Linked DNA regions of Homo sapiens: regions 1 and 3 are each linked to region 2. The links are chromatin loops, found by intact Hi-C in ENCODE. Cell type or tissue: heart left ventricle. All regions are shown on one strand.

Evidence for each region. Hi-C counts contacts between places; a loop is a spot of excess contacts. Peaks named below come from ENCODE experiments on the same cell type or tissue, not always from the same donor. Only the 100,000 strongest peaks of a DNase experiment are listed, where the experiment ranks them.
Region 1: a loop joins it to region 2, with 2.1 times the contacts of the local background. A loop is called at or near these places in 2 of 110 quality-filtered maps.
Region 3: it touches region 2 in a loop (6-fold over the local background); 55 of 110 quality-filtered maps call a loop at or near these places.

The regions. Positions count from the first base shown.
Region 1 is chr7:107,390,455-107,398,454 of GRCh38, reverse strand. The region is part of intron 7 of COG5 (component of oligomeric golgi complex 5); the gene reads left to right. Among named protein-coding and RNA genes, the nearest start is that of GPR22, 76 kb to the left of the region's middle. RefSeq lists an enhancer at 7,075-7,597. In heart left ventricle, no CTCF peak of the experiment used is centred here; no DNase peak of the experiment used is centred here.
Region 2 is chr7:107,197,034-107,205,033 of GRCh38, reverse strand. It overlaps HBP1 (HMG-box transcription factor 1), which reads right to left. Exons shown (of 11, transcript NM_012257.4): 10 at 4,733-4,874; 11 at 2,512-3,620. The coding sequence ends at 3,603. COG5 (component of oligomeric golgi complex 5) reads left to right here. Exons shown (of 22, transcript NM_006348.5): 22 at 1,404-3,662. The coding sequence ends at 1,518. It overlaps LOC124901720 (a long non-coding RNA gene), which reads right to left and starts at 1,404. Exons shown (of 2, transcript XR_007060471.1): 1 at 543-1,404. In heart left ventricle, a CTCF peak has its summit at 3,005 (motif pointing left); a DNase peak (open chromatin) is centred at 3,013; H3K27ac peaks cover 514 bases.
Region 3 is chr7:107,721,883-107,729,882 of GRCh38, reverse strand. No RefSeq gene overlaps it. Among named protein-coding and RNA genes, the nearest start is that of CBLL1, 18 kb to the left of the region's middle. In heart left ventricle, CTCF peaks have their summits at 4,358 and 4,560 (motif pointing right); no DNase peak of the experiment used is centred here.

The sequences.
Region 1 (8,000 bases), 190 kb before region 2:
TGAGAATCGAACGCTGCTGCTGATCTGACAGGAGGCAGAGCTCAGGTTATAATGCTCACTGCCCTGCCGCTCACCTCCTGCTGTGTGGCCCAGTTCCTAACAGCCACCGACTCTTACTGGTCAGCAGCCCAGGGGCGTTGGGAACTCCTGATTGTATGTATAAATAGTCCATTGTTTTTCATTGATGAATAATATTCAGTTCTATGGATATATACATTTTGCTTGTGTCTTGATAAGTTGGTAGACTGCTTTTGTTTATTATGAATAATGCTGTCTTTTCCTCCCTTGATATTGTCTTTTTGAAAAGCAAAATTTTTTGTTTTGATAAAGTCTAGTTTATCCATGTTTTCTTTTGTATATTATGAAAGAAATTTTTGCCTACCTAAGGTTACAAAGTTTTTGTCTCATGTTTTCTTTTAGAGGTTTTAGAATTTTACATTTTAATTTTTATGTACAGTGCAAAATTATTTTTTTTCCATAGAGAAAGTCAGTTTTTTGAGCACCTTTTGTTGAAAAAGACCTTTTTTTTTCTTTCATTTAATCCTTCATTGTAATTTGTGGATACCTTTGCGTTTTGAGGTTATTTAATTTCCTGTCAGTCTTTCCCATAATGGTTTTAATATCAACGATTTCTGCCTAAATCTTTTTCTTAAATTACTTAGGGATTATGAAAGTGTGATTTTCTATTTTTGTTATTCCTTGTGTTTACTAGCTGCGATTATTTTGTAAAGAACTTTAACTCATCAACTGTGCATATTTGGTTACCCTGAACTGCAGTTTCTTTTGAAAATGATATATAAATACTTAGAAATTTCACTGTCATTACCACTTTATAGAGTAATGAGTTGATACAGTAGTCACCACCAAAGGTAGCAGATGAGATGTGATTTTATTCTTTTGTTTTTCATCTGTTAAAAATTATTGTTATGGGCCCATGTATTTTTTTATATATTGTCTTTCAATCAATGATGGTGCTGGATGAGGCTGTATGAACTGTTAACAGCAAGCTAGATTAATAGTGGCTTACACCAACAGATTTGACTGGGTGTAGGTGGTGCTAACATTGTTTCAACTATTCAACAAGGATTCAGGCCTTTCTTTTTTCCATTCCATCATCCTTAGTGTGCTTTTGCTTGTCCCATCATGGTCACAAGATAGCTGTCATGCCGGTAGCCATTATGTCTGTGTTCAAGGTACAGAGGTGGGGCAGAGCCAGTTGTGAGTCAAAAGGTGTTGTTATAATATCCTTCCCCAAATTGCCTAAGCCAACATGTCCTTATGTCTCACTGGCCAGATTTGAGTCACATGCCCAGCCTAGCTATCAAGAAGACTGTGAAAACAAGTGTCTGGCAAAGAGGAACAGAATTGTCAACATCGGCTCAGGCTACTTATCAGCCATTGCCTGAGAAAATTAGGTTTTTATCAAGAAAAAAGAAGAAAGTAGTTTTGGGCAATAGCTAATACATAATGCTTGCCATAAATATCTTTGGTAAAGCACAGAATGACTTTACATTTTATTATATTTAAAAATAAGCTATGTTTTTATGGCTTGCCACATTAATTTGTCATTATTCCATTTTCCTATAAAATTCATTTTATTGTTGAATAAACATTTTCAATAGTTTCCTTTTAATATTAATTACTATTATCTAATATGACTTGGAATATGTTATTCTGTGTATTGACATTATTTAAAAACTTTAATGCCAAACTATGACTTGTTAGAATGTCTTCTTCAGATATTTTGTTAAAAATTGAGAAATTAAAATAGCTCTTCTTCTCCATATTGATCATTTTTATACTCTCTTCCTCATTTTTTTAGGCACTCGGTGTATCACTTTCTGTAGAACTTTCCTCTTCTAATCCATGTTCATCTTCATTCTACCTCTTGTCATTTTTCTCTCATTTCCCACCCCCCACTCCTCACCCCCCTGGCCTTTCTATATAATCTTTTTCTTTTTCTGCCTCTCTTCAAAATAAAGGCTAGAATAAAGTTGATTTCTGGTGTATGAGATCATATTGTACTATTAAATTTCCTTTTTAGTATCTTAATTTTATTTGTATTATGTACTGTTGACTGTTGATTGTTAACAGGTACTGAAATAATTATATTAGGTTAGCTGAGAAGTACACATCAAGCATTAATGGGTTGCATGTTACTGAATCAGCAAAGCTACTGCTAAGCTCTGAATCACAACTAAGGTAGCTAATATAATTCTTGCTTTTAAATTATGGTATTTAATGTGATTCTCTTTTCCTTTAATTCTTGTAATCTCCCATGGAGCTCCATTAAGTTTTCAGTCTTCTAGACATGTGTTATCTCCAGAAAAAGTGTTACGTGTGTGTAACATAATGGAGCATATGCACACAGATATTATAAGCTGCCTTAAATATTTTGTCCTGTTATATAGTTGTCACATGTATGGTGTTATGGATTTATTAAGTGTTCTTCATAAATATTAGGATTTTATAATTTCTCAATGATTGTACATGATTAAGGTACTGTTCTTTTTATTGTCTTAAGTTTACCTGAAAATCGGCCTAATTTTATTAAATACATATTCTACCCAGGGGGAGTGGTTTAAAGAATTATCTGCTTTGTCTGGGCGCAGTGGCTCACGCCTGTAATCCTAGCACTTTGGGAGGCCAAGGTGGGTGGATCACCTGAGGTTGGGAGTTCAAGACCAGCCTGATCAACATAGAAAAACCCTATCTCTACTAAAAATACAAAGATTAGCCAGGCGTGGTGGCACATGCCTGTAATCCCAGCTACTTGGGAGGCTGAGGCAGGAGAATTGCTTGAACCTAGGAGGCGGAGGTTGCAGTAAGCCGAGGTCTTGCCACTGTACTCCAGCCTGGGCAACAAGAGTAAAATTCCTTCTCAAAAAAAAAAAAAAAAAAAAAAAAAAAAAAGATCTGCTTCATGGTAAAGACGATTTGATTTGTACCCTTTACACACTATTTAAAAAAGCTGTATCGCTTTTTAGTAGTTAGGATTGTCTATACAGTGAAAGATAGCTACTTTGAATTTTTGCTTGAGTTGACTTTGCATCTTTCTGACTATAACCTCTGTCTTTGGGAAAACACAGTGAGTTGGGAATGTGTTGATCATTTCTTTCTTTCTTTCTACTTCCCACCACCCTTTACTTCTCCCTCCCTATCTTCATTCTCCCTCTCTTTCTCCCCACTTTTCTTTCCACCCCACCCTTTCCCCGTCTTTTTAATGTGATTCTGGGGTTTCTTATTTTTCATTTTGAGTGTGAAATGGTGCACTTATTAAACTTTGAAGAAATATTTTAGTTTTGAAACATCCATGCTAATAAATTATTTTGGAAGTAAAATTTTTAAATCTCTGTGTGGTTTTCCAGTTAAAATCAGTTGGACTCAACTAAGTCTTTATCATAAGTCAGAGTTTTGTGAACTGAGTCACTTTGCAGAATTTCATGACTATAACAGCAGAGCAACATGAGCTAAATTTGTATTCTGTATTTGTCCTTTTCCTTCCCTCAATTTGTTGCCCTTCTTTTATAGACGAAACACTTAAAAAAGAATTTAACTTCTAAAGAATATTTTATTAGAGGAAAAAGTAAAATGTGATTGTTAGTCCTCATGATACAAGGATTTCCTTTCAGAGTTTCAATGTTAATGGTATTATCCACTGTGGGCCCCTGGACTTGCATATTTATGTCATTTTTTGCATTTTATTTCTCATCAAATTCTGTCACTTTTTATTTCTAATTTCAATTATATAAAGTTTTAAAAATCCTGTCACACTTGATTTAATGCTGTATTTATGCTCACAAAGGTTATCTCATATTAGCCTATGGCTTTGTAAACTAAAATATTGCTTGCTATTTCATGAAACAATCTTTATAGCAGTCTTGCTACATCTCTGTTCCATTAGCTATGCCAGCAGTTGCTTTGGTTACAGTGTTCCTGTTTTGGCAAGCTTGGGTATCTTAAACAATTATGCTTCTTTTCTATTTTTGTGGAATTTTATTTTCCTCCCATGTAATGCTACAGAGAGGTTGAGAAAGAAAGAAAAAAATCACATCATAATTATTTCTAAAGCAGGGGAAATATTTTGGTTTTGTAAAGAAAACGATTGTGCCATATTCTGAAATGCTTTTGAGGATGAGGAAGTCTTTTTTTTTTTTTTAAGTATCTTTTTCACTTAAAAAATATCTTTTCTGGCCAGGCATGGTGGCTCACGCCTGTAATCACAGCATTTTGGGAGGCCGAGGCAGGCGGATCACAAGGTCAGGAGATCGACACCATGCTGGCTAACACAGTGAAACCCTGTCTCTACTAAAAATACAAAAAAAATTAGCTGGGCGTGGTGGCGGGTGCCTGTAGTCCCAGCTACGTGGGAGGCTGAGGCAGGAGAATGGCGTGAACCTGGGAGGTGGAGCTTGCAGTGAGCTGAGATTGTGCCACTGCACTCCAGCCTGGGCAACAGAGCAAGACTCCATCTCAAAAAAAAAAATAATAATAAATATCTTTTCTACCCTGTTACATGGTCTTTTATCAAATTTTATATTATAATCTATGAGGTTAGGAAATTTCATAGAAGATTGATTTGTTGAAACTTACAGTGACAATTCATAGAAAAGTTATTCTTAGAATATTGATTATCCAAAGAGAAGACATTGGCTAGAAGATAGCGCAACTTTTGCAGTATAATTTATCTTTTTCTAGCGTAGTATTTTAAAAATGGTTTTGGTCTGTTTGAGATCTTTTACAATTGCCAGAGAACATATCTCAGCTGCAAAATGGGTACATCTGGAGATCGTGTAAAGTCATGGGTTGACAGGATGACCTGTTGGAGGGAGTACAGAATGGGAGTGAAAGACCCAAGACCTGAGCCTGGCCTGCCACCAAGCAGCTGTGGGCCCACCCCCTTGGTAGCTTAGTTTCCTTAACTATAAAGTTAGCATTATGCTACTTATCATGCCTATCTTGTGATGACAAAATAAAATCAGTAGGTCTAAAGGCCTTTTTAATAGCTGGAAGCAATATTTACTCATAAGGTGTTATTGATCACGGGGAGAAAGTGTCTTCTTGGAGTATACTGTTTTCTACAGATCGTGATGGGGTATTGCAGTGAATGCAGACCACCTAGGGGCACAGAGTACCAAGAATGGGAGTGGTTTTGTAAAGAGGGAGTTTGGTAGGGGATGTAAGGAAACAGTAGAATTCCTAGAGCTGATCCTGGAACATTGAAAAAATAGGTAGACAAAGCAGGCAGTTCCAAGATGAGCAGTGAATTGAAGTACTCACTTTGTATTTGTCAATATTTCTTATGCAGTGAGAAAGAGGACTTCATTAGGGACAATTTATGATTTTATTGACCTAAACTGTAATAAAATTGTAATTTGTAGCAGAGTATGGGGAGTCTGGTATGCGAGGCAAGAAGTTGATTAACTGTTCTCTGCTTGCTTAAAACCATCAAGCTCCCCAGAGAACACAGTGACCTGGAATACTAAGAAATAAGAATTTTTTCCATGGACAGTTTTTATGGAGACTTTAAAGTTGAGGAATACATGTGGTATGCAGGCGCCTTTTAGAAGGTTTGAGCTAACGTGTGTATTTGTACAGAAAAATAACATAAGTAATGGTTTCCAAACAGTGACCTGCAGATTGGTGGCAATCATGCCAAGGTTTCATCAGTCCCCTCTACAATTAAAAAAAGGACATGGTAGTGACTTTTTCATAAAGCAGTGTTAATGCTACTGAAAAACAGCTCTAATTCTGATTTTTATCCTTTTTTTTTTTTTTGGTATTTCAATATTCTTTCCCTCATGAATTAGTGATAGTAGATAGTAAGTTGTTTTTTAATATTCTTAGTGAAACAGAAAACTCATTGGTCATTCTACTTCCTTTTAAGCTTTATTTTACCAATTTTTCTAAAAAATAGGCCTTTCTTTAATTGGTATTAATGGTTACTTGCAAATAAGCATTGTTATTTGGAAAAAACATCAACTTTAAAATCAGACTTGAAGCCCTACTCTGCCGTCTATTCCTTGTCTCTTAACTTCTCTATACTTCAGTTTCCCTGTCTTTAGGAAATGATAGCAACTATGTTGAACATTTTTTTGGGGAAAAGTAGACATCATATATGTAAAACACCTAACATAATGCCTGGTTCATAATAGGAGCTCACTAGATGATTGCAGCAGAGAAACTATTGTTATAAGACCATAATTTTCATCATTAGTAAATTGGGTTTTCTGTCCTTGGAATAAGGATCATACCCTTTTATACTCTGTGCAAGGAACACCTGGGCATTAGAGAACCAGGTAAACCTCTGGAGGAAAGTGATCAACGTGGTATTGCTGAGGAAAATAATGGTTTTTTAGGGGCGGGGACTGAGTCTCGCTGTGCTGCCCAGGCTGGAGTGCAGTGGCGCAATCTCAGCTCACTGCAACCTCCACCTCCCAGGTTCAAGCATTTCTCCTGCCTCAGCCTCCCAAGTAGCTGGGACTACAGGTGGCCGCCACCATGCCCAGCTAATTTTTGTATTTTTTGGTAGAGACGGGGTTTCACCATGTTGGCCAGGGTGGTCTCGAACTCCTGACCTTGTGATCTGCCCTCCTTGGCCTCCCAAAGTGCTACGATTACAGGCTTGAGCCACACGCACCTGACCAATAAGGTTTATTAATTTGACTTTCAGGGATGATGTAAATAGTGGTTCTCAAACTTTGGTGTGTATATGTCACTTGGGATGCTGCCTTGAAAAAATGCAGATTCCTCCCACATGCAAAGGAATGAAATTATTCCCTTACCTTGCACCATATACAAATATTAACTCAAAATGGATTAAAGACCTAAAGGTAAGACTTGAAACTATACAACTTTTAGAAGAAAACATAGGGGGAAGTGTCATGACATTGGATTTGGCAGTGATTTCTTAGATATGACACCAAAAGCACAGGTAACAAAAGCAAAAATAGACAAATGGGACTACATCAAACTTGTAAACGTTTGCACAGCAAAGGAAATATTCAATAGAGTGAAAAGGCAACCAATAGAACAGGCTGAAATATTTGCAAACCATTTATCTGATAAGAGGTTAATATCTAAAATACACAAAGGATGCTTAGAACTCTGCAGGGGTCCCTCCCGCAGACCCTGACCCAACGACAGATAAATAATGTACACTGACACAGATATTATGCTTTTCAGTCTGCTGAGGGTCCAGGCAGCTTACAGACTCCCAGGAGAGTGCCATAAACAGTTGCAACTGGGGCTGTACTCGCTGGCCTTCCGGGCATTTATTCAGCACACGTTAAATGACAAAAGTTTCAAGTAAACATCACGGGAAGGTAATCACCGTTGCCGACCCTCCCCCCTCCTCCCACCAAGTAGAGAGCAATCATGCATCCGTGGATGGTCAAAGGTTAGTCTTAGGACCACATGAGTAAACAAGCTTTTTAGATAGACCCCTTTACATTCCTATGTTAATTACCTTGCTATAGCTCAAAGAGGATTAGGGTGCCTTCAGCCATAACTTTATCCTGAGGCTTTTGCAAAAACCTTCTGGCCTTCCAAGAAGGTTTATTTGACAATTTTTCCCACCATCCTGACTGAAACCCTACATCTCCCCCTTTTCTGTATCAAGCCTTATTGATTGGAGAGCGCAGATATATGCAGGAACAGATTTGTCAGGTGTGGCGATCGTTGCTCTTATTCTGGCTTTGCATCCTAGATAAGACAATCATGAGTATAATTAGTAACATTCTTTTCCAGTCAAAGAGTGACCCCCAGGAGCGGGGGTCTAACCAGGAGATGATCTTGCATACCCTTCCATATGGCTGTTTGTTGGCTATGTAGATCTATAGTGTGAACAGATTCTAAAATTTTAGTTTTAAGTTGCTTTACATCTGCTGTTAAATTGTCATGAAAGGTTCCCCAGAGGTGTTGTTTCACCTCATCCCAACTGTGGATTGATTGATTCCATGGTAGAGAAGTGACACAGATTATGTTTATGCTACTAGTTT
Region 2 (8,000 bases):
GGGAGAGGAGGGACTGGATGTGGAAATGTGTGTAGCAAATTAATAGGATTTGGTAATTGTTTCGGTGTAGGAGGGGAAAAGAACTAAGAGACCTTAAGTTGATGGTGCCCTTTGTTGAAATAAGGGAAGGCGGGCAGAACGCTGCCCCAATTTTTTGACAAATGAGTTTGAGGCTACCTGGAAGCAAGTCAGATAAAACTGTCCAGAGGACAGGAAGAAGCAGAGATCAGGAGGGGGAGGTCGAGGGCTGGAACTTAAGAGATTTGAAATCCCTTTACGTATGACAGTGGCTTGTGGGATGAAGGGCACTACAAACTGATCAGTGATAGCCAGACTCTGGGGAAATGTTTTCCCCACAATTCAATGAAAAATCTTGAACAAACCCAATTAGATTAGTATTTTCAGTATTTGAGAGCAAAAGAAAACCACTTAAGTGCTATCGTATGTGAGCTGAGTAATGGTATTAACTTACATCTTTATACAAATGCTCCAATCTCAAACTGAAATTTTGAAGAAAATATGACAAAAATGTATTTGTGTACCTGGTACTTAAATAGACCAATAATTAAAAATTAATCTCGTAGCCATTCTTTTTAGCTCCACTTAAACAGACGATCTGGTTCAGGGACTGACGAACTTTTTCTGTAAAAGAAGGGCCAGATATATTTCAGACTTTGCAGGCCACATGGTCTCTGCCTCAACTATTCAACTCTGCCATTGTGTGAAAGCAGCCACAGACAATATATAAATGAACAAGCATCAGGCTAGATTCAGCCTGCAGGCAGTTTGCTAACCCCCAACCTAATCCATGAGATCATAATCATAAACAATGGAATGGTACATCCCCTTGATTAAATTCAGACTGCTTCCCGATCATGTATTTTGCCATTACAGCCCAAGAGCACTTATTCTAGTTGTTGGTTGTTCATAGTTCATCAAATAACAGGAATATAATGCATCTACTGGTGTTACCGAATGTGCCAAAGGGCCCCATCCCCTTGTACTCTTGAGCGTGCCTTTCAGAGGCGCAGGATGCCCCTCGTGAGCTCTGGGAGTAGGCACAAATGCCCATTCCGTTGCCGGTGTCTTCAGTAGGGAAGCAGGGAAAAGGGAAATTGAGAACATATTTACACAGCCAGAGGACTCCGAGTATATGACTAGACCACTAAGAACAATGCAGACTGAAAACATGGTTATAGTTTTTCACACTAAACGTAGTAACCGTAGTAACCATAGTAACACTACCAGTAACTGAGTGAAGGCTGTTGGTCACTTGGCTTGTGAAACCGAGCATTAACAGTTCCAGAAATGAGCTTACTAATAATTTTTATATATTGGTATCCCCTTAACTGTTTTATGTGATTTATCTAATATTTTGACATTGTTTTCATTTTGGTTTTCAGGGGAGCCCTGGAAGCTTATGTTCAATCAGTGAGAAGTAGAGAAGGCAAAGAATTTGCACCAGTTTATCCCATAATGGTTCAGCTGCTTCAAAAGGCTATGTCTGCTCTTCAGTAATGACATGAAATCTTTGTTCATCTCCACTTTGTGCTAACCCATTCATAGTTGGCAGTTAAACACATACTCCAAAAGACTGCTACTATCTACTATTTTAAGAATGTAATTGATTGTTCGGTATTTCCTATCGACGTTTATTTACCTCTTTAGCACTTATACTTTAGCATAAAAAATGTTGAGTTATCACCACCTTTCAATTCCATGGACCTGATTTTTCCAGAAAGATGTTTTCCTCTTTCAGATTTTTGTACAAGGCTAAAATGTCTTTCCCATCCATAACCAAGTCCTCCTATGGGTACATAAACCCAAAGTCCCCACTTCTTTTAAAGGGATATGATCAAGTTATAACATGTACCCTGCTTCCCCCAACCCTGCCTTCTTCACTAAATAAGCATGTAGCTCAGTGGTTTCCAAATTTGGCTGCACATTCATACCAATCACCAGGGGATTTTTTTAAAATCCTGATGCCCAACTTGCACTCCACATTAATTAACATGTCTAGGAGTGGGAGCCTGACAGACACCACTATTAAAAAAAAAAAAAATCCCCAAAATGATTCCAATAGACAACAAAGTTGAGGAACCACTGGCACATCCCAAGCTAAGATACAAGGTTAAATGGCCTTTTTAAGTATGTCATACTGGATCTTTAAATAAAGCAAGGCTTTTGTTACACTTTGTCATGTTATTAAAAGCAGACCTTTGGGCTGTTTAACCGTGTAACAAAAATGCCACGTGAAAAATAAAAATTTTTATTGTATAGCAATTCTCTATAAATAGTAGATAATCTAAGTCCTTATTTTCTGATGGCTCTTGTTCCACTATTAACATTGTTTTTAATTTTTAAAATCCTATCAGCAGCCTCCTAATTAGCAGTGTTAGGAATTTGCCTTATGTTTTCCATCTCATCTCCTGAACCTGTTATTCTGAGAACTCATAAATAAAATTCAGCCAAGATTAATCAATCAATCAATCAATCAGTAGACGTCAGAGATAAGCAACTTTTTTTTCCATTTATTTGAAATAATATACAAGAATATAGTGTGCAAAATTTAGGGGCAACATCATGAAGAAGTGTGATGAACTGAAATCAATTTTACAGCTGTGATTCCTAACCAGAAACACCACTTGGTAAGTAACATGAAAAGCCATGATTGTAGCTCAGAGCAAAAGCAGCTGTATTGCCAATGTATTTGCTCTAATTTTAGACAGTTGGAGGAAAATTAAAGTGCAAGTGTTGCACTGCAGTAAGTGCAAAGTCTGCCCCCACCATAAAGATTATGATGACAAAATATATTTAAGATACATGGCTGAGGAGATACAGAACACGAAGTTAAAAAATACAATGGTGTTGACTGTTTGTTAATAGCACCATTACAGTGACTATATCCCAATGCTATTAACTAACTTTACCTTGGCCTGGGCTAGGTCTCCATTGGAAATAATAACGGATGGCTGCTGCCACCTGGTGCATCAACTCAGCATGCCATGGTAACTGCAGCAGGTGGCTCTTAGGCTGGGACACCAACACCAGCCACCTGCCCCATGTTCTGGTAGCCTCTTGGCACTGACCAGACTAGGAGCGCCTATGTTTGGCACAGATGCTGAGCCATGTGGTGGTTACTAGAGGAAAGGCCGACTCCCAGCTTCTGCTTCATTTCATCATGTGTACAATACAGATTAATAAGCAGTAAGGAGCCAATGTATAAACAGCAGTTACATATTTTTTAAATTCCCCTTTCGTACAATTTAAAATAAAACATGTATACACTTCTCCTCTCTTTCTACTGTACTTTAGCACCACAGGATATCAATTTTCAAGCCTATTATTACCTGATAGACATATATGAAGTTTGGAAGAAAAATAAGGCAATTTGGTTTAAAATGTTGATAGTTTTAGCTTAATGCTCTAATGGAGAAAGCAAATCCTCACTCATATTATTAAATCATTTCAAGACTCAATGCTATCAGTATCTTATGGTCACACGAATTGAGGACAAATGGTGAGACCTTGATCTTCTTAAGTCTTTCCATCAAGAGTCAATGTATATGCAAATATAGACTTAAGAACATAAGCATCCTGGTTTAATGTTGTTGTGAGCCCTGTGGAAATAAAATTAAACTCAGTGAATGTTTACAAATCAATACATAGTAATCCTATATATGAAAGCTAAGATGTATAAGATGTTTATAAATTTACTATTAGAAAATACTGCTTTCTTAAAGGTGATTTTAAAAAGCTAGCTGATATCTGATGGCTCAAGCATCCAGAAAATGTATGCAATGATAAGACATTGACTAGGATGAACAGAAAAGGGATACAGGAAAAGTCCGAACACATGAAATTCTAAATTAACCAAGAACTGCCAAAATTCAGTTCAGCCACCCTCTCATCTGACTACTGACTGACCACTATTTTTAAAGAAATTGTGAAAAATTTAAACAGATATGACCTGCATTTTACTAAGAAACAGGCACATGTACACAATGAATTTAAAACATCTTTGGCCAGCCCTCCTACTATAAAAATATTGATATCTTCCCTTCATCTTTCAATGATACTTCAAATTGACCCCACTATATCACATGTAATTTTTTTGCAATTAATCTAAAAACGCTGAACCTAAAAGATGCTAGTTTAGTAATGGAAAAGTTATAAGAAACAAGTCTATCCAAGATAGCTTATCATATAGACTTGTTTGCCACCATTCCTGGGCCTATTTCTTCTCCTCCTTGAAATTTTTCAATCTAGAAATTCTGTGCCAATGGCACAAGTCCCCATGAATGACAGCTAACATACCCCAACACCTCCAGCCTTATTGGTCCCTCACCAATTAAGGAAAAAAAGCTGTTGAGACAATCCCAAAATTATTAGAGAAATTTTCTACTGTGATATTAATGGATTAATAATGCTTATCTTTCAACCCAACTAGAAACACTGCATTCCAAAATTATTTTTCCAACTCAATGTTTAGAACAAACATTCTTTTGAAGTTTGCCTGAGATTTCGACTTGCCATGCTATGAGAGTAAATGACCCTTGAGGAAAGGCAGTCTTTATATGATGATGTGATAACATTATTAGGTTTTGAAGTATAAAAATGCTAGAGACAGCATCAACACAACCTCTTAAAGGTTGTAACAACTGCTCCAACATGCCAGTACACCTGCACGGATAAGGCAAGATAATTTTAAACACTATTTATTGAAACATACTGAATTGGTTCTTTTCCTCTTCCAACAGTCAGGATTTAAACGTTTCTGTTCTTCAGCCAAAGCCTTTGCTTCTAATGTGTACATTCTTCTCTCTTCATTCTTCATTTTCTTCCACCTGTCACCAAGGATCACACTTATGGCTCTGTAAAATAAATATTTACACAATGCTGAAAGCACACATTTTTCATAAATCTCATGTCAAGTGCTGCTACTTCAGGAGAAAAATGTGAAGTTAAAAAAGATGAAAATCTTGTCTATCACAGAGATGGGAAAAGGTCAAGGCCATAATGCTCATTTCCAGTAAAATCCCGAATCAAATAATCCATTGTTCCGTATCAGCAGCATGAAGTATTCAACTTGTACTAAAAGCTAATCTATTTGTGCCCGTAACCTATCAAATAGTTTTGATAAAGGTCTTTTCTCATTCAATCATAGTGGAAGTGTAGAATTAACTATGCATATCTTACTATTTCTCTCTCAAGAGAAAACCAAATAAACCTTTAGACAGTATTTTTTATTACTTGAGAAAACTGGATAAACTCAAAATGCTAAGAAGTTAAACTGATAAGACTACATCATGACAAATATTAGAAGCTGTTTTCTCCTGTTTGTTACTCTGCTATGAAACCTACTAAAACAGTCTCACCTAGGCACACAGATGTAAACCACCTTCCTTCTATGAAGAGCTTTCAGCCATTCACTTCATGACACCCATATAAAACATAAGGTCCTGGAAATTTTGCACAAAGCACATCAAGTGATTTTTATACTGACTGATATGGAAGCCAAAGCAACAGGCATTTGTGCCTTCGAACAGTAAACCACAGAAGCTCTCCTACAAGTGTATTTGTCTTTTTATCCAATAACTTAATGCAGTTAAACATTGTGCTGCATTTTCCTTAATTATAAACCAATTTTTGGGCTGGACGTTGTGACTCATGCCTGTAATCCCAGCACTTTTGGAGGCCAAGGCGGGCAGATCACTTGAGGCCACGAGTTCAAGACCAGCCTGGCCGACATGGTGAAACCCCGTCACCCCATCTCTACTATTTGCCAGGTGTGATGGCACACGCCTGTAATCACAGCTACTGGGGAGGCTGAGGCACTAGAATCGCCTGAACCCGGGAGGCAGAGGTTGCAGTGAGCCGATATCCCGCCACTGCACTCCAGCCTGGGGAACAGAATGAGACTCTGTCTCAAAAATAAATAATAAAATGATAACCAATTTTTATATTCCATTTGCAGAACCCATTAAAAAAAAAACTTTTAGTCTTGGGTTACAGGTACCATATAATGGTTGACACATTTAAACAAATCAATAAATATTCACACCATCTCAGTCATCCACAGTAGGAAAGAACATGAGATGTTTTTGAAGGGGGTGGCACTTGCGAAACATTTATTATTTTAAGCTAAAAGATGACAGGTAATGAAATGTACACAATGCTGTAGACTATACTCTGTGTTCCCTAACAAATGTAAAATATACACATCTAAAGATTATTTCTGCAGTGAATGTTACATCCAGATGGACATTTATAGCAACTTAAAATGAGCTACATGTCTCTGACCTGTTCTAGTCTCCATTCCCTCAGAATTTGCCTCCAAATGAGAATTTATTCATTGAATTAAGGCAGCTTTATTAGAGACAGTGAAGAATCCAATTTCAAAATTATGATTTATCCCATTCAGTTTAGAGATAGGTGATATCTGATGGCCCTCAATGTTAGATGATTGATTACCAGTATATCACATGGGAGCAATGCTAAAATGCAAAGAAAATACCAGATTTGGCTGGGCACGGTGGCTCACATATGTAATCCCAGCACTTTGGGAGGCAGAGGTGGGCAGATCACCTGAGATCAGGAGTTCGAGACCAGCCTAGCCAACAAGGTGAAACCCCATCTCTACTAAAACTACAAAAAATTAGCCAGGTGTGGTGGTGCATGCCTATAGTTCAAGCTGCTCAGAGGCTGAGGCAGGAGAATCACTTCAACCTAGGAGGCAGCAGTTGCAATGAGCCGAGATCACACCACTGGCACTACAGCCTGCGTGACAGAGCAAGATTCCATCTCATAAAAAAAAAAAAGATTTTTGAGCAATAAAGGGTATAACCTGATTTAGAGATCCTATAAAAAGATCAGAAAACAAAACATCTAAAGATAAAATGAGATTTACACCCCTTATAATCAGGATAGTCCAGTTCCCCAGAATTGGAAATAAATACAGAATGCATCCCAGCTGACATTCTCAACTACTGGCGGGGAAGAGACTTACAGGGACGTGAATCCTGTTTCTAGATGTCAAAGGATATGTTTAATAATTAAATACCAGAAGTGTACAAAAAGAGAAATGCAGCATGTACCTGTCACTAAATCTAAGGCCAGTCATTTTCTCAGGAAAAACAAATTGAGCAAGGGGAAAGGTACAAATTACTCTTAAAATGTCTTTAAAGCCTAAAAGTCAGTCACAGAAGTAGACTTCCAAACTAACTTTTTTTAAAAAACACACTTAAACCCACTCTTTTTACTGAAGAAATGGATTACAACTTAAAGATTAATTGCCAAAAGTCACACAAATGACTGACAGATCCAAGAGTTAAAACATTTCAATAGTATTAAAAAGCCTCTTAGCGCTGGGCCCGTGGCTCATGCCTGTAATCCCAGCATTTTGGGAGGCCAAGGTGAGCGGATCACTTGAGCTCAGGAGTTTGAGACCAGCCTGGCCAACATAGTGAAACCCCATGTCTACTAAATATGCAAAAAATTAGCTGGGTGTAGTGGCGCATGCCCGTAATCCCAGCTACTCGGGTGGCTGAGGCAGGAGAATCGCTTGAACCCACAAGGCAGAAGTTGCAGTGAGCCAAGATCCTGCCACTACACTCCAGCCTGGATGACAGTGAGACTCCGCCTCAAACAAACAAAAAAAGACTCTTAGAATTCTTGACTCACTAATTACACACTTATGTGTCTAAAGGAACTAGGACAAAGCTATTCATTACTGTGGTAACACAGTAATGACTTTTCTCATGATATCAAGATAAAGCAAATGGTAGTTTTGATCCTCAGGGTACAAAGACTGGAAGAAGACAGCGTTATTAATATATGGAGAACTTGACTGGTTTGAGAGGGATTCAGCAGTAGAGGACTCGGAGATGAGTAAGGGTACAGGCAACAGAGTAGGAAGGACTTGAGTTGATTTTTATTTCCAGCTTCTACTGAGGACAGCTCTTAAGTTCACCGTTTTGACAACTCTGGCAGCTTGCTAC
Region 3 (8,000 bases), 520 kb before region 2:
AACAGTCCCACCTCCTAAGACCATCACATTGGGGGTGAGATTTCAACATATAAATTTTAGGGAGATAAAAGCATTCAGACCATAGCAAAAGTTATTCCTGAGTAGAATGATTTAGGGTGATTCTTAGAATTTTATTCTAGTCTTATTTGAGGGGTTTTTAGTTGGAGTTTTAATATTTTTCACCCACATATTTTGATGAGCTAAATCACTAATGAACTTAAGTTTAAAACTATGCTAAACTGAGGTAGAATTCTAGAATCATAAACATACAGTGTTTTCCAGTATTATCACCACGTAAGTCAATCCTGTATGTTTACTTGTGCAATTGATAAGCTTAGGTAAGAAGTTGATTCCACTTAGGTAAGAAGTTTAAATTAAATCTGAGGCAAATTAATTATGCATTGTATTTTTGTAACAGCTCTCCCCCCATTTCATTGGTAAGTATTTCAGTATGAATCTCTAAAATATAACATAGTGACAATGCCATTATCACACCTTTGTCTCTTCAAAAAGTCAAGGTCACGAGGGGAGAAAAGGGTAGGAGGACTTTTTTGAATTAATAAAAGTAAAGGCATTTAATCGTTATCATTATTTTAGAGTATACTACTACTTGTTTTTTAAAAATATTAACTGTAAGACAGCCTCAGGCGGGTCCTTCAGGAGGTATTCCAGAAAAAAGCATTGTTATCATAGAAGATGACAGCACTTTTTCAAATGCAATGAAATTGATTGGATCCAAATTCAGGGGAAAATAGCTATAAAAATTTGGAGAAATTTTAATATAGATGGGCCAGAAGATGATATAAGATAATTATTCTTGAGTATAATAATGGTATTTTGGTTAGGAGATGAATGCTGACTCGGTAGGAGGTAGCATATCATGATGTGCAAGTTACTTTCAAAATATATATAGGTAGATAGGCATATACATAAGGCAAGGATGGCAAAATGTTAACAACTGGTGAATCTTGGTGGGGGGCGTGTAGTATTGTATCCTTTCAACATCTGTGGTGTTGAAAATACTGTATAATTAAAAGTTGGGGAAAAAAACTCTAGACAGATTCATTTGTAACAAAAATAAATGGAAACAAAACAAATTAAAATAAAGGATATCCGGTGCTATAAATTGAATATTTGTATCCTCCCAACTCCACCTGTTAAAGCCCTAACCCCCAGTGTTTATGGTGTTTGGGGATGGAGCTTTGGATGATAATTAGGATTAGATGGTCATGAGGGTGGGGCTTCATGGTGGGTTCAGTGCCTTTATAAGAAGAGACACTGAAGAGCTTTCCTCTCTCTGTTTCTCTCCACACACATGTGCTTAGGAAAGGCTATGTGAACACACAGTGAGAAGGTAGCTGTCTGCAAGCCAGCAAGAGAAGTCTCACCAGAACCCAGCCATGCTGGCACCCTCATCTCAGACTTCCAGCCTTCAGAACTGTGAGAAAGTAAGTTTCTTTTGTTTACATCACCCAGTCTATGGTATTTTGTTATGGCAGCCCAAGCTGATTCATACAGATTTTGGTACCAAGAAACAGGGTGCTGTGTAACAAATACCTAAATATGTGGAAGCAGCTTGAAACTGCATAATGAGAGACTGGGAGAGCTTTGAGATGCATACTAGAAATATGACCATTAAGGGCAATTCTGGGGAGGTCTCAGACAGAAATGAAGAACAAGTCATTGGAAGAATATATTAATTGGAGGAAAGGTGATCTTTGATATAAAGTAGCAAAGAATTTAGCTGGACTGTGTTCTAGTATTTTGTGGAAGGTAGAACTTGTGAGGCTGAATTGGATATTTTACTAAGCAAAGTGTCCGAGGAGTAGCTTGGTTCCTCCTGAGTGCTTATAGCAAAATGTGAAATGAAAGAGATGAATTGAAGAAGGAATTAAGCAAAAGGGAACCAGAGCTTGAAGATTTGAGAAAATTATCAGCCTATCCATATTGCAAAAAATGAGAAAGCTTGTCCTGAAAAGAATACTAAGGGTGTGGATGAACATCCATTTGATAAAAAGATCATGAGTGCAGTTCGTGAACACAATCAGCCATTTCAACAGAAAGCAGGCATAGAGATGGGATTATACCAGCAGAGACACCATCTGTTTGAACTAAAGGGGACAAAGAAAGAGAGGGCCCGGTGCAGTGGCTCACACCTGTATCCTAGCACTTTGAGAGGCTGAGGCAGGTGGATCACTTGAGCTCAGGAGTTTGAGACCAGTGTGGGCAACATGGTGAAACCCTGTCTCTACAAAAAATACCAAAAAAAAATTGCCAGGCATGGTGGCATGCACCTGTAGTCCCAGCTACTTGGGGGAGCTGAGGCAGGAGGATTGCTTGTGCCTAGGAAGTTGAGGCTGCAGTGAGCCATGATCATGCCACTTCACTGCAGCCTGGGCAACGGAGCCAGATCTTGTCAAGGAAAGGGGAGGGGAGGGGAGGGGAAGGCAGTGGGAGGTATGACTGACTTCTTGGATTTTACAGGACAGGACCATAGAGCTATTCAGCTGTGAAAGTGAGCTACTCTTCAGGAAAAGGACAAAAGGACCCCAAAGGCAATTGAGAGATCATCAGGACTGCCACTCCTACCACAGGCTAAGAGTGCATGGGCCCAGGGGGATGGCGTAGGGCAAGACTGCCTCCACCTTGGTTTCAAAGGTCTCTGCCCAGCAAAGCTTCATGTTTGTGGCCACACATTAGCAGTGGGGGTAATGCTACTACCTCAATGAGTCTGGAAGACCGAGATTTGAGCCAAAGAGGAATTTCCTCCAGGCTTAAGATATAACAGAATTTGCCTTGCTAAGTTTTGGACTTGCTTGGGACCCATCACTCCTTCCTTCTCTCCTATTTCTTTATTTTTGAACGGGGATGTGTATTCTATGCCTGTCTCACCATTTTATTTTGGAAGCACGTAACTTGTCTGGTTTCACAAGTTCATAGCTGGAGAGGAATTTTGCCTCAGGATGAATCTTATCTGTACCTGGTTTAGATATTTAAATGAGACTTTTTACTTTAGATTTCAGAATTGATCCTGCAATAAGACTTTTGGGGATTGTTGGGATGAAATGAATGTATTTTGCATGCAGTAAAGACATGAATTTTGGGGGACCAGGGGGCAGAATATTATGGAGTGTATCCTCCCCCAATTTCATGTGGATGCTGTAACCCTCAGTGATGGTATTTGGGTATGGGGCCTTTGGGAGGTAATTAGCATTAGATGAGGTCATGAAGATTGGGCCCTCATGATGGGATTAGTTTCCTTATAGGAAGAAACACCAGAGAGCTTGCATGTGCCTGCCCCGAGGAAAGGTCTTGTGAGCCACACTGCAAGAAGGCTGCTGTCTGCAAGCCAAGGAGGGAGGTCTCACCAAAACCCAGTCATGCCAGCACCCTGATCTGACTTCCAGCCTCCAGAACTATGAGAAAATAAATTTCTGCTATTTCCACCACCCAGTCTATGGCATTTTGTTATGGCAGCCCAAGCTGACTAATATACCTGGGAATGACCTAATTTCCCTGAGTTGCACAGAAGATCCTTTACAGTACCATGAAAATAAAATATACTAGAAAGAGAAAAGATTGGTACTTAATTGCAGTGAATCTCTCACTGAGAGGCTAGAGAATAATATACTCTTTCTTTGTTAGGAATAAACACTCCAGATTGTTGGAACAGAGTGTGAGCTCTCTATCTAATTTGCTATATGGGGAGGAGAGTGTCAGTCTTCACCTAACTTTAGCTATTCTATTTATTGTTACTGTTTGCTTATCTCCTGCAATAAGAGGCAATACAAATGATAGCCTAGTTCTCCTTAACCTAAAGGAATTCAGAATGAATCTTGTCTGCCCAGTGTCCAATTCAGGACATTTATTTGGCCCTTTATTAATGCCCCAGGGAACAATCTACCTGCTTCCTTGGACCCTGTTAACATTTAAATCTTTTTCAGCTATCTCTAGGGTGTTAAACCACACCATCAACATTCACTTATCAAAAGAAATTGTACTGATTTCTTTAATTGTAGAATTGACTCAGTGTTTTAGAATAGTAGTTAAAGGATTTGGGCTCTGGAATTTAACTCAGCAGTTTACTTCCCGAGTGGCCTTCCTTAGGCAATTCACTTAACCTTTCTTTTTCTCAATTTCCATTATCTGTAAAATGAGGATACCTGTTCCCACCTGTAGTGTTTTTGTGGAAATTACATTAGCCAGTGAGGCCAGGTGTGGTGGCTCACACCTGTAATCCCAATGCTTTGGGATGCTGTGGTGGGACAATTGCTGGAGCCCAGGAGTTTGACGCTGCAGTGAACTGTGATTGTGCCACTGCACTCTTGCCTGGGCAACAGAGCAAGATCCTGACCCTAAAAATAATAATAAGTAAGTAAATAAAAAATAAATTAGCCAAAGAATTTAAATAACTAGCATCACAACTTTCACAATGCCTAACAAATAATAAGCACTTAATGACTGTGAGTCATCTTCGTCTTTGTCTTCATCATCCTCAAATTTGACAGGTAGATAAAAATCCTAGACAGAAACCGTTTTAGGAGATGGTGTCCACTAGGTGGCACCAGTCACAGGTAAATAAAGTCTCCCACATACGTTTCACCAAAAGTTTGGAAGTCATGAAGAGATGTAAAATATTTTGCATTATTGCAATGGCAATAATGCAATATATAGAGAGAGATATATAAATATATTGTGGCCCCAAAACTAGATATTTCCTCCCAAATAATTACCTAATGGATGTCTTACAAGCAAACATGTTCTGATTTGTGATTCCCAGGCCCCAGGAGATTCTGATGCAGGGATCAGCAGACGAACTTTGAGAAACTCTCGTTTTCTGTAGCTGGGTATGATGGTACGATACTAAACCTCACCATCTCAGGAGTGTAATTAGGGTCAGGTTTGGCTAACAACTGGAGCTTTTGTTTTGCAGAAATATATTCCTCCTACTTATGTTGTAGCAGGGTGTGATTTGGAGAAGAACCCTGTTGAAGGTCAGAGATTTTGTACCTAACATTCTGTGGAAGGAAACTCTTTGTGGGCAGTAGGGAGGGGAGTAGACAGCTGACACAGGGACAAGAACTTGGTTGGAAGAGCAAGAGTTCAAATAAGGTTTTTAGGCAGTTTTTCTACATGACAAGTAAATATCCACAATCCTTTTGTAATTGGATGTTTTTCTGATATCTGAGAAACTCTTAGTAAAGCAAGAACAAAATGGGCTAGACATTTGAGTTATAATACTTTTCAACTTTTCTGTCTTGACTCCTTTCTGTTATCCCTAAGCCTTCAAGCAAAATCTTATTAAACATATCCTAGTTATGTTTAAGGGAGGTAAGGCTGTGTCCATCTTTGAGATGTATTATTATACCAGTTGAAACTGAGTTATAGAATTAAGGTGACAAACTTTTAAACATGTGAATGCACTCATTAATAAAGAAATTGAATAAAAGCCTGGAATTCCTACATAGGATGGACTGTTTTGTCATTTGGGTATCAAAGGGCAAGGTGATCCCAGAAGACTGGCCATGGTAATACTCTAAATCGGCTGAAGACCTAGGGGCTGGAGATGGATCCCAGACGGGGAGAAGTTGACAGAAAAAAAGCATAAAAGGGTAAAAGTGAAGAGGAGATGTAAGCAAATTGGAACATAATTAAATTGGGTAGAAGTTGAAAAGAGCATTTTGGGAAGTCGATCTGTCCTGGCCTTTCTGTCTTAGAAAGAAATAAAAGAGAGGCCTGTGGCAGAACCATTCCTTCAACTTCCTGACCCCCAACTCCCATCCCATCCTAAATTCCTTTCATCCCAGAGAAAGGGGAGTATTCATCCTATACAAGTTAGATCCCCTCTTGTCTTTTGTCCACACACCATCAGTTATCTATTCCCTCTTGTACATTTTCAATTCTTCTTTCATTACTAGTTCTACTCTTTAAGTATGTATGTGTGTGGGAGGATCCCTTGAGCACCAGGAGTTTGAGACCAGCCTGGGCAATATAGCAAGAACCTCTCTCTATAAAACAAATAATACAAAAATTAGCCCGGCATAGTGTGGCAAGTCTGTGGTCCCAGCTATTCAGGAAGCTGAGTGGTAGGTTCACTTGAGCCCGAGATGTCAAGGCTGCAGTGAGCTGTAATTGTGCTACTGAGCTCCAGCCTGGGCAACAGAGGGAGATCCTTTCTCAAAAAAGAACATAGTATCAGTGGTCACCAATATTTTTAGCTCTCCTTCCCTTCTTAGACATTTGGAAGTATTATATTTGCCCGCTTTTTTTACTTTGGCCACCGAAATGTGAGTGAAAGTTACATGTTGCTTCTGGGTGGAAATATTTGAAGCAGGTTCACAATTCTTGCTTTTATTGTTTTGTTTTGTTCTTCCTTGCCTTCAAGAAAGGTGATCCTGTGTTGAGATAATAGATGTCTAAGATCAAAGCTGCCTAGAATGCTAAGTCATCACATGGAAAAAAAAATTGCCTTGACCCACAGCAAACATTCAGCAAGAAAAAACCACCCCAGACTTTTCTTGTATAAGTCACTAAAGTTTTTGCTCTTTTTAGTTCTGAGGTATGAATGTGTTAGGTTACTGTAGTATAATTAAACCTATCCTGACTAATATAAATGCTATGCAAACACATATTTTAAATACATCTATTTTAGCCCCCACTTCCAACTAGCTGGCCACCCATAAGCCTCCCTAAACAGAAATTATGGAGCTGCCAATGCTTGTGAACTGACCCTCTTCAAGTCTCCCATATTTCAGTAATTATCAGCACCATCCACTTAGTTACTCAATCCAGAATTCAAAAACAGAGATTATCTCAATTCTTCCCTCTTCCTCCCCTCACAGTCTGATCACTAAGTTTTCCTAAGTCTGTCTCAAATAGATCCTGAACATCTGCAATGGCCTTCTTCCTGTTCCTACTTCCGGTCTTGGAATATTTTATATATATATATATATATATATATATATATATATATATATATATATATATAAAAAATACAATACCTTCTTGTGGTACAAAATCAGAAGTTAATAAAGGGTCTACAGTAAAAATTCGGCCTCGAACCCCTGCCCCCAGGTACCCAGTTCCTTCCTGTAGGCAACCAAAATGACCAGTTCCTTTTGTATCCTTTGAGATATGCTCTGCACATAGAAACAAACAGTCTACACTTCTCTCAGAATAATCTTTTTTTTTTTTTTTGAGATGGAGTCTCGCTCTGGAGTGCAGTGGCACAATCTCAGCTCACTGCAACCTCTGCCTCCCGGGTTCAAGCGATTCTCCTGCCTCAGCCTCCCAAGTAGCTGGGTTTACAGGCGTGTGCCACCAGGCCCTGCTAATTTTTGCATTTTTAGTAGAAACAGCGTCTCACTATGTTGGCCAGGCTGTCTCGAACTCCTGGCCTCAGGTGATTCGCCTGCCTCAGCCTTCCAAAGTGCTGGGACTACAGGTGTGAACCACTGCACCTGGCCAGAATAATCTTTTAAAAATACAAATCTTACCATATTTTCTGAGTCTGAAGCCTTTCAGTGCTTTCCCATTACAAACTTTTGATTGTTTAGCATCCTGCTTTGATGACCTCCTTGCCTTTTCTCTCTCTTACCACCCTCCAGTCCTGCTGATCTTTCACTTGTGAGACAACCCCCCTCCCCACTGAGTTCTTTCCTGACTCAGAGTGTTTACCTATACTGTTCCCTCTGCCTGAAAACTTTTTCCCCAGATCTGTACATGCCAATTCCTTCCTTAAATGTTACCTCTTTAGAGAGTGTGCTATTCTTATCATTCTCTATTATTGCCCTCCATTTGTCGCCTTCAGTCTCTACCTCCTTATAATGGCTATGGCTATGTAAGTAGTCATTATATATTTATTGGTATGTTTACTTCTTTACTGATCATCTCCCACGTTAGACTATAAGTTCCGTGAGAATAGCAACTGTCTTTTTTTTTTTTAACCATTCCCTGGATACCCAGCCCCTAGTTCTGTGTCTATTACAAAGTAGGTGCAC